Linked DNA regions of Homo sapiens: region 2 is linked to region 1. The links are chromatin contacts, found by Hi-C or POLR2A ChIA-PET in ENCODE. All regions are on one chromosome and are shown on one strand. The core of a region is the stretch at or near the end of the contact, and the rest is flanking DNA. Distances in the headings are between cores, read along the strand shown. Region 1 overlaps TEAD1 (TEA domain transcription factor 1). Region 2 overlaps TEAD1 (TEA domain transcription factor 1).

Evidence for each region. Hi-C counts contacts between places; a loop is a spot of excess contacts on that map. ChIA-PET counts read pairs that join two places held with the same protein, here RNA polymerase II (POLR2A).
Region 2: a map of gastrocnemius medialis shows a loop between it and region 1 (6-fold over the local background). The contact joins two enhancer-like sites. A Hi-C loop is called at or near these places in 1 of 168 maps with a recorded cell type or tissue (gastrocnemius medialis). POLR2A ChIA-PET finds 5 or more read pairs at or near these places in 2 of 52 experiments (AG04450 and activated CD4-positive, alpha-beta T cell).

The regions. Positions count from the first base shown.
Region 1 is chr11:12,842,816-12,848,424 of GRCh38, forward strand. The region is part of intron 3 of TEAD1 (TEA domain transcription factor 1); the gene reads left to right. Among named protein-coding and RNA genes, the nearest start is that of TEAD1-AS1, 77 kb to the right of the region's middle. RefSeq lists an enhancer at 970-4,184. Within about 2 kb of position 3,161, at least 18 of the 41 ENCODE cell types and tissues checked have a DNase peak (open chromatin) inside an H3K27ac peak, as active enhancers do.
Region 2 is chr11:12,912,936-12,918,270 of GRCh38, forward strand. All of the region lies in intron 10 of TEAD1 (TEA domain transcription factor 1), which reads left to right. Among named protein-coding and RNA genes, the nearest start is that of TEAD1-AS1, 7.3 kb to the right of the region's middle. RefSeq lists enhancers at 996-1,860, 1,861-2,724. Within about 2 kb of position 1,861, at least 10 of the 41 ENCODE cell types and tissues checked have a DNase peak (open chromatin) inside an H3K27ac peak, as active enhancers do.

The DNA of each region.
Region 1 (5,609 bases), core at 1,911-4,410:
ACCTTCTGACACTAACTTTAAGAGAGTTATAAGCATCAAAGCCTTTTCTAACTTTTAAAATTCTAAACTTAAAAAATCTAAAATGAATGGTTTATTTCTTCTAATTCCAGTGAGATACTTTAAGAACATTTGTCTGAGACATTTTCAAATTTTGTTCTAATTTCACTAAACTAACTCTATTCTGCTAGGCAGAGTAACAGCATTGGAAGTTGCTTCCAGGAAAAAAAAAATTTTTTTTCTAGCTAATTGTTTATCTGGGAGGATGCAAATGGTGGTTTTAAGTCCTTTAAGTCATCCATCATGCCTGGCAGCCTCTATTGTCTCATTGTTGGATTTGAGCCAAGTCAGGCCCTTTCTTGGTCTTGGGAGGGTGCACATAGATCTTGCTCTGCCAAATCTGTGTTCACAAGGAGTCCGAGCCCAGCTCTAAGGGTAGGTAATGTTGTCAGATCTATAGATCCCCTCAGATTGGAAAAGATCATGCATCCTCGTTCCTTATGTCACACTAAAGTAGAAAGTAGCACTCTATTCAAAGTAGAAGTGACAGGACTTGTTCCCTCAGTTCTTCCAGTGTCTACGAATTACTGTTAGTTTTTAAACGCATTTTTGTGGATGTAATAAAATACTGTTTATAGTCAGCTACGAAGTAAGTAATTACAATGCGGGAAATGAAATTCAATATAGCTTTGTTGTGGTTTTTTGAATTTTAATTAAACCAGTCTTAGAGTAAATTATAAATGCTGCTGCTTTTGTTGTGACAAGTGACATTGACAAAATATTAATCTAATGGATTGTTATTCACAAAAGCTAAATCTTTTCAAATCTGCAGGGTTTGGTTGTTTATTTTGTTTTACTTTTCAGTTTGTGTTTTAAAAAGTCTAGAGAAAAGAATAAAGTTTTAAAACCACATGAAATAACTCCATGTATGGAATATTTCATTGTTGATGTCTTGCCAGCCATAATTGCATGCATCTCATTTATGGCGCTGAAAACTTGTTCTTTTTAAAAATCAGATGTTTCTGTGGTCACTTTTTTGTTATTAAAACTGGAGCCGGGTTAAATAACCAACCATTGACCACGAAGCCTAATATTAAAGGAATAATCAGCCCATGTTCCTATTAGATCATTTCCGTTTTCTTTTACTTTATAAATTACCTTGTTGCTTAAAAATGACATTTTGTTGGTTGTGAAGTCCTCTTATAGCTAAATTATTCAAGTTATTTTCTTTGGAGATTCTTTTAACTTGAATTTATATAAACTGTAAAGAATGTACATTAAATATTCAGAAACTTTTCTTTATGCCAGTTTCTTATTTTCACCCATCATGACTTAAAGCTTTTTTTTGTTTTAGCATTTTAATGTTTAAATAAATGTAAATAATTTAGTTACAAGGTCTTTATGGTAGTGCCGCCATTGTTTTTAAGAAGACAAATTTTAATCCAAGGTTAAAAACTTCACATTTGCTTATCTCTTTTTCCTCTTAAGAACTAAGAGTCCAGAGATTAGAGTAAAATCACCTTTTCCTCATAGTTTTTTCTTTCAACGTGTTAGAAATTCCTGTTTGAAAAGGAAAGCCAGTTCCTCCCCCTTTTTATGTTTGAGGGGATGATGGTAAAATCACATTATTCAGTCAGTTTCCACATGTGATTTGTTGCCTATATTTTTTAATCCAGGGATTAAATTGTTGCCACCACCAGCATCAAATCATTGGGGGGCAGGGGTGGGGAAGGTGCGAGACAGTTGGTTATAGACATCCAAATATGACGACAGAAAAATCTCCACAGCAATATGGCAGTGGAGCATTTGCTGACTTCAGAGTGCCAGATCAACCCCAATATTTTTTTCAGGGATGCTAAACCTCTTGTAACTGCTAAATTGGATTTGTTACTGAATGAAGTATCAGCTGCTGTTGGACAAGACCATAAAAGCCAGCCGGCTGGCCCTTTGTAGGCAGGGCTTACCCAACGATTGATATGTTTTAGCACTTTTGGGATTATTGTGATTAAGAGGAAACCATTCTGAATGAGTGAGCAAAGGGGGTAAGGACACACAGCCCACAGCTGGTGAGCAGCATGTGTTGGCTCCAAGGAAGTCACCATTATGGCTTTCTCCTGGTTCCTGCCCTGATTGACGTGTATGAAATCTTTTTTTTTTTTTTTTTTTTTTTTGGAGACAGGGTCTCGCCTGTCGCCCAGGCTAAAGTGCAGTGGCGCAATCTTGGCTCACTGCAACCTCTGCCTCCTGGATTCAAGCAATTCTCTGCCTCAGCCTCCTGAGTAGCTGGGACTACAGGCACCCACTACCATGCCCGGCTAATTTTTGTATTTTTAGTAGACACGGGGTTTCACCATCTTGGCCAGGCTGTTGTTGAACTCCTGACCTCAAGTGATCCACCCTCGGCCTCTGAAATTGCTGGGATTACAGGCATGAGCCACTGTGCCGGGCCTAGAATTTTTATATGAGGAAGTGGTGTCCTTATTTTCTCCAGTTGCAGCTCTCTCTGCAGGGAAAGAGACATTTGGAATGTTGTGGACTTGAGAACTCTGAATGCTTTCAAAGCACTATCGTGTGTGTGTGCGCACACGCACACACAGTAGCTAGAAGTGTTAGTCTAGCACAGGAGTTAATTGAGTTAATGTGTAGGGAATTCAGTAATAACAACAGAGCGTCCTCTTTCATTTCCCAGATCCAAAGCTCTGTGACATGCATTAACAATATACCTCCATGTAGTTTGTGTCTCAGTCTGTGTACACGTGTGTGATGGCTAAATGGGAACTGCACAGCCAGTGGATTTGTGAACTTGAGCACTTGCACCTGGCTAAGGGTTTATTAAGTGTGGAAACCGTACTGTTGTTGTAAAACAGTTTTCATCTCAAGAACCACCTGCCCCTTTTAGCGGTGGCCTTTTGCACGTGTCTTGCACTAGCCAAGACAAGTCTATCCAAGAGGGAGCTTGTGGAGTAGGTTGGTGTTTGAATCTTTCCCAGTACTCCCAAATGCACATAGAATTGGTCGCCTCTCTGGGTGTCCCAGGGGGCTGTGCCCCGCTCATGTTCAGAGTTTGCTCAGCATACCACACAGGAAAGAGGCCGGCTTGCCAGGTCCTGCGGAGCGCCTTTCCAAGCCTGTGAAAGGCACGAATCATCCAGCAGCCGAGCATGCTTACAGCTGGCCCTTTGCTAGCTTTGATCTGCGAATCAGGCCACACCATGAATGCACTTATTGTCATGTTATGTGTACACAGTGTGTGAATTATTGAAAATAGGGAGGCCTGAGCCTCATCTGGTAGAGATTACAGTGCAGGCATGCTGGGCGAAGGTCTGTAATTGAAAATCCCCAGATGCTGTTTATTTGGCCTTTGTCACATGACCTGCTGCAGGAAGATTGTCTGAACAAAATGTTGCCTGCATGGAGAGTGGAGCCCGCCCTCCCCCACCCCCCAGAGCCTCCACAGGCTCAGTCTGTGCACAGCTTAAACACCTGCCCAAAGGATTTTTAAAGGCTTAAAATAGATTCACTCATAGCATTTAAATAGAGGGCATCTTGCTTGTTGGTTTAAACTGCTTAAGCGGTTGTTGACTTGTGGAACCTTCTATCCACACAAGGGTTTGCTGGATAATTTCACTCTGAGATATCTTTACAAAGCAACATTCAGGGCCCGAGCCACATAAGTAGTTTGGGCTCTGCCTTTTTTTTTTTAGAAGTCAAACTTCTGTGTGGTGAATGAGCTTGCAGATAAAGCTGTGTTGACTGTATATATTCCTTCTGTCTGTAGAAAATATTGTGGGTACTGAGAATAAGGCCCTGAGTTAGCATGTCTGACTTCCGTTTGTCCAGTTCATTCTTACCTATTCTGCCTATAAACAAGTTGAGGTGTTTCTTAGAAAATTTGTTTTTCTCAATTAAATGCTGAATGTTATGCTCTCTGTCAGTGGTGGATTGAAGTAGGATACTAAATCTGAAATTGATGAAGATCACAAGAATTAAAAACAGGGAAGATTGAGCTAATTTTGAAGTAAGAAGGGCTTTAAGCTTTCCAGGTTCATTCTGTTAGGGAACAAAACAGCCACATGTCCTCTTTCATTGCCAGTCTGTCTCAGCTGTGCTTGTGGCTTCCTCTTTGATTTCTTGGAGCTTAAGAAGAGGAAAGATTCATGGGTATTTCTGCATTCCATAAGCATCCAACACGACTGTGAGCTCCTTGAAGGCAGGAGCCCTGTTGCATTCTTCTTTGCATCCCCAGTGCCTGCCAACACAGTGCTTTCTCTGTCTTCCTGCGGCTTCCCCCTCCCTTTCTGCCTGCCCATTCAAAGAAGACAGTCACTGCGTCCCATGAGCCATGATGTCATATATTCAGATATTTTTTCTTTCAGGGAGAGACTCAAGTCAACAGTAGCAATATCATTAAGTAGCACATTCTTCATGCAGGGCCAGAGGTTGGGAGGATGGAGTAGTTGGGAGTAGGATGTGGGTCCTGCCTTCACAAAGCTCACAATCTGCCAAGGAAAAAGCAAAAACAGGCAGAATGTGGTGTAGCAAGCTTGTGCTAGCAGTGTGCACAAAGTATGGTGAGCAGGAGGGGCAGACCCAGCCCACTGCTGGGGAGTGAGTGGAGGAAGTGCCAGCTGCAGAGGCCTGGCAGCTCAGGAATCATTCATTGTTCAGTAGATTTGGTGGGGTGGGGGTGGGGGTGGTGGCCATTTCACACAAAGGAAATAGCACCCAACATGACAGGAATAAGGATTTTTAGAGACAGAAGTGTGTGTAGAGAGTGGCAGGAGAAAAGACAAAAACTGATTTGCCCATGTAACGTTTTAATTTTTTACGGATAGAATGTGTTCATGTGTTACCTAGATCATTAGAAATTTATTTTATTTTATTTTAGTTTTTAGAGACGGGTCTTGCTCTGTTGGCCAGGTTGTTCTTGAACTCCTGGCCTCAAGCAGTCCTCCTGTCTTGGCCTCCCAAGGTGCTAGGATTATAGGCGTCAGCCACTGTGCCCAGCCTAGAAATTTAAAAGGAGAAGAAAAACCAAGCAGCTGTCCTGAATCTAAGCTCAACTGAGGAAGGTGATTTTCTTGGTTTGCTTGGTCATCATCTCCAGTGGGAACCCTATATCATAGGCCACTGCTTTCTCTGTCGTGACTAGCTGGTATGGGGTTACCTCTGGCTGCTTCTAGTTTTGAGATAGGTCTGATGTGGCTAGGGCAGTGGGGTCAGTGAGCCAGAGCATGGCAACCCTAGGAGGAAACATCTCTGGGCACCTGTCTCAGGCCCTTCCTGAGTACATCTATCCATCTAATCGTTCCGTCTTTGATTACCATTGTTTGGCTTCTAGCCTCATTTCTCTTCCTAGACCATAAACTCCTTGAGGGCAGAGAGTGTGTATTATTCCAGCGTGTTTCTCTTCTAGAGCCTAGCCTAATTCCTTTTGTACAGAAAATATTCTATAAATTTTATTGAATGGGAGAGGAAAGTGCCTTGGGGCCAGATTATGTAGGCCTTGGATGCTTAGAGAGTTGAGGCTTTATTCTTCTGTATTGTGGATGAGAAATTAGAGAACTTTAAAGTGATGTGTGTACAATTCAGTCCATTTCATGGCTGGATTC
Region 2 (5,335 bases), core at 611-3,110, 69 kb after region 1:
CATTTAATTCCACTCCCTTCTGTGGCTACAGACTGAGATGCTAAGCCACGATCCCACCTGAGCTGCTGCCACAATTAGCTTGATTCATGCTGTCACCTTTACCATTTCACCTCAAGAAAAACCTGAGAAGGAAAGAATTGATGTGCCATAGTCGGGGTGGCTGCATATTTTCAGACCCAGTTTTGCAAGGCGTAGTTGGATTAACTGGACACTTCAGGGATCTCAGTCAGTTGCTTAAAACTGAACCTAGGCCCTTGGTGGTGTGAGAGACCCCCTCTCCATGTGCAGGTAAAGATCCACGGTACCTCCTACCCCCCAGTCCACCCCATGTTAATTTACTTTTTAAATTAAAAAAGTGATGCAGGTTTGTTATGAATAGTTTGAGCAGTTGAAAAGAATATAGAATAAAAAGTGAGATCCTCCTTGCACACATACATGCCTGTGGTCAGCCAGATCCCAAAATTTGGAATGTATCCTTTTAGACTTATACGTATGTATCTACAACCATTATACGTATACATATACATCACTTGTTTTTACTAAAAAGGGATTATGCTCCAAGTGTTTCCTGCAACTTCATTTTCCCTACCTAAAGTGTCTTGGACATATGATGCCTTTTACAGCAATGAGAATTTGAGGGTAAGTCTCAGTTTTTATTCTCTGTGGTAAAGGTTTCTTGATAAGTAGAGTTGTCAGATTTATCAGGTTGCCCAGTTAAATTTGCATTTCAAATAAACAGTGAATACTTTTTTGGTGTACATGTCCTATACAGTATTTGGTATATATGTTCATATGTACTGAAAAAGTATTTGCTGTTCATTTGAGATGTGAGTTAACTGGGTTCCCCGTTTTATCTGGCAGCTCTGCACTTGTTAGTTCACTTACGTATCATTGGCTTGGGGTTGTTATTGTTGTTCTATGAAAAACTTTTCATGCACAAAACCTTGAAACCATAAAAAGGTCCTGTTTCCTGGGAAAGGTGGTGTCTGGGCCAGTGTTCACACACCTGATGAATGAGAAAGGTTTGGGGCCAGCTCAGCTGGGCACCCAGAATTCATTACTTGCCTCTATTGGAAAGAACTGGCCCGTGTAGCTGCTTTGTAGTTGGAGCTGAGACCTGACTCTTTCATCCTAGCCACTATGTGAAGTTGCCACTAGTGGTCACCTGAAGTTGTGTGGGTGATATTAATTGAATTTTTGAAAAACTAAATGCTGGTATTTGTAGGAATTTGCAGTGCAGACGGGCAGCCTTTCAACCAGTGCATAGCATAATTAGAGCAAGCTTTTAAGATTCTTTGAAGTGCCAAATGTTTATGAAATTCAAATAGGGGTGCCAATCTGCACAATAAAGGGGCCCTTGGTGGTGTTTTTAAAAATCTTCTATTTTGTAGATGTAAATATATGCCATAATTAGCGGGAAGTAACTTGAAGAGCCACGGCTGAGTTTATTCCTATTATTCTTATTTAAAACAGCTGTGGCAGGCAGGCTACAGCTGCTGTCTCATCATTGGGTTGGGCAGGGCATAAGGGCCGAAGTGAACACACTCAAAGACTCTTTTCTGAGGGCAGCTCGTTCACTCCCCCTACATGCTGGCTTCCTTGCTGGGGAGCTGTCTCACGGTTGGCCCAGCTTCCCCACCCACCCCAAGCCTCTGAATGTCAATGGGACTGGCTTCAAGGGTCTTAGCCAGAAGGCACTTGCCTGCAAATGAGAGGGCGAGGAGCCTTTTAGAGCAGCCAGCTTTCTCCAGACCTCCCCCTTCTCTCTGCCCATGGCAGTGCTGCCTCTAGGGGCACTGTTGCCCCACAGCCCCAGGCCCAGTGCAGAGCGATTGTCCTTTGGTGCCTGTGGGAGCAGCTGCAATGCCGCACTGCGTGCCCTGCCTGGCCGAGCCTTACCATGTGGCAGGCCTGGACGGCTGCCCGCCACAGGGCCCAGCTCCCAGCACCGCCTGCCAAGGAGCCAGATGCTACCATTGGAAAAAATTGCTTCACAATTTGAAATCTTGGTTCTTTGATCATTGCTCGGAGAGGATGAAGAAGAGAGGTTCAAAGTAGTGTTTTAAAATGCCAGCGTCTCGTTGCAGCCATCAGTGCCTATTAGACTGTCTCTGGTTGGGGACAGTCCTCTTGATGTTTTCATTTTTGCAACCAGGTCATTCTCCCCAGCTCTTCCAAGCCCTCTGGATAGGAAGGGAAGGTCCACAGCCTGCTCCTGACCCTGTGCCCCTGCTGTCCCCCTGCCTCGCGCCTTAGAGGTTATCTGCTTGCCTTTGTTCCAGCAGGCTTTTCCCCAATAAAGCTTGTAACAAAGTTGTTGTCATCCGCCAAATGCTGCCACCGCGTGAGCTGCTCACTCCCATTCTTCACTGGGCAGGAGTAGCCTTCACTTCCTGATCCTTCTGCCCCCACAGCCAGGTCTCCAGAGGACGGAGGTTTTGCAGGGATGATCCACTCTGTCCCCTGGCCTAGCACCCGCCTCCAAGGACTTCAGATCCCACATACTTGGGTGAGGCTTCATTCTTCCTTACCCTTGAAATGGGAAGGGTCAGTCTTTGGAGAGTGTTGCATTTTTCATATTTACTGCCAAAAGGCAAAAACATGAAATTTAAACCAAACAGATCCAGGATGGCTGGGCATGGTGGCCCACGCGTATAATCCCAGCACTTTGGGAGGCCGAGGCAGGTGGATCACTTGATGTCAGGAGTTCAAGACCAACCTGGCCAACATAGTGAAACCCCATCTCTACTAAAAAATACAAAAATTAGTGTGGTGGCGCACATCTGTAATCCCAGCTACTTGGGAGGCTGAGGCAGTAGAATCTCTTGAACCCAGAAGGTCGAGGTTGCAGTGAGCCAACATTGTGCCACTGCACTCCAGCCTGGGCAGCAGAGTGAGACTCTGTCTCAGAAAAAAGAACAGATCCATGAATAAATGGGCTTACTGAGTAAGAGGTAATAGAGGAGAAACGAATCCAGACTCTTATCTGGGGACTAAACTGTTTCAGTTGTGGAAGTAATGAGTATAAGAGAAGGATGATTTGGGAAAGAATTTGGAAACTTTTGATGGGGTGTATTTTTGTTTTCTGTTGCTGTCCGCTTCCTCTGCCCATCATTGAAACCGGCTTCTGCTTCGACTTTTTGTTGTTTTTCAGGACTTGCCCACAAATAGACCCTAAAGTCTTTAATTCACTCAACACACGTGTTAATGATGGCCTTTTTTTTAGTCCCAGAAAGAATTCTATAACATGTCTAATCATGCCTTTTGAGAAATTTATACCTGTTTGAGCTGTTATACTCAATACGTAAGACCCGTCATAAACACAAATCAGAAAAAGTCCTAATTTTTCTGTTTGGAAAAAGCCAGTGTTGCATCTGTGCCACACACCCGACAAACGTGGGTTGGGGCCAAGACTGGCTCCATGGTGACAGTCTTTATCGTGTTTATTGATTACAGACTCTTGTCTCGTTGAGGAAAGGTGTCAGTGTCTCTAGATGTGATTTGAGGCTCTGTCTTCATCTCTATTGTGGTCAATATTTCAAATTGACAAGTGAACAGGAGTGATGATAGGTATTGTTAATGACTGTGAATTTTATAGTACATTATAGATTACAGGTGAATTTTATATGCATTATCTCCTCATATTACCACCGTGGCCTTTGGAAACACATCATCTTCCCTGTGGATAAAGATGAGAAAAGCGAGACCCAAAAAGTGATTCCAAATCTCTCACTTCTGCTGCCTGTGCTGTCAGTCCAGTGTCTGAGATGAGATGACAAATGAGAAGCAGCATTCACAGACGCCTGGACCAGTGTCGGACTGGATGGGATGAGTGGAGGACTGAACTTTGTAGAGTTTAACAAAAGTAAATGTAAAACTTGAATCTTGGGAAGCAAACAGAACCTGAAGAACTATGTGGGTGAGGAGGAGGAGAGGAATGGTGAAGTTAAGGAGGAAAGGAGAGAAAACTGCAGAATTGTGTTACAGAAGTGTTCTTCGGTCTGTGGTACCCGAAGTTCTGGATGGAAGTTACAGAGGAGCTCATTTCAACTTAACAGATGTAATAGGCAGCATCATGGATCCCCAGACATGCCTCCTCTGTAGCCATGGAATCTGTGGATAATGGTACATTACATGGCAAAGGGGAATTAAAAGTTGTTAATCAGCAGATAGAATATCTTGGATTATCTAAGTGGGCCTAGCATGGTCCCAAGGTCCCTTAAAGCAGAAGAGGGAGACAAAAAAAGACATCCAGAGAGACGACAGCTGGCAATGTGAGAAGGATTCGGCTGGTGTTTCTGGCTTTGAAAATGGAGCAAGGGGCTCCGGGACAAGGAATGTGGGTGGTCTCAGAAGCTGGAAGAGGCAAGGAAACAGAACCCTCTTCAGAGCCTCTGTCTAGTAAGGAGTTGCGTCCCTTCTAGTTCCTTGATCTTAGCCAGCCTGGAGCTGAATTAAATTTCTGACCTACAGGAATATAAAATAATTAGTTTGTCTTGTTTTAAGGCACTAAATGTGTGATAATTTGTAGCAGAGAAAATTAATATAACAGAAAAAAGCATTAACAGTTAAGGCTGTCTGGCAATATTATTATTATTTATAAATAGAGATGGGGTCTTGCTGTGTTGCCCAGGCTGGTCTCAAACTCCTGGGCGTAAGTGGCCAGCGTGCCTGGCCCAGCAGCATTATTGAAGTGATTTTCCTGTGTCTGAAAGTATTTAGCTTTAAGGCAGTGCAGGTCAGGATGCTGTGGAAAGGATTTCTGCTTTTGGAGGTAGGAGAGAGTTGACCTCTGAACTAAGTTTCAGCTTAGCGTTTAGGGTCTCTGTTTCTAGAGCAAACAGGGAGAAGATTTCTTAGAAGGACTCATTTCCCTGGACTTACCTTCCCCAGCCATATTTCTAAGTGTTGTTTTTTAACACTGCAGAACCTGGCCTATGACCAGCCTTTTTGGCTAGCTTGTGCCCAGAAGATGGGATATGGTTTGACTTTGGAATTTATTGGAAAGATAAGTTTTACTAGTTTTCAACTGTTTCTTGGATTTTTGTTTTTATTTACTTTTAGAAAATATCCTGTGGTTAGGTAAAAGCTGATTAGGCAGAAATAGTTTGTATCTCTGATAGTGGTACATTTTTAAAAACTCATTTTCTTGCCTTCAGAACTACATGAAATAGGTTTGCTTTCCACCTGGAGTGATTTTCAGTTGGGAGGGGGGACGTGTCAGTAGGGTAGATAATGAACTCTGCAAATCCCAGACTTCTTTGTTGTTGACTTAATGCTAGCATTCTTTCTTTGATATTACCTTCACTTCATGGGAGTTCAGTGACTGCATTTC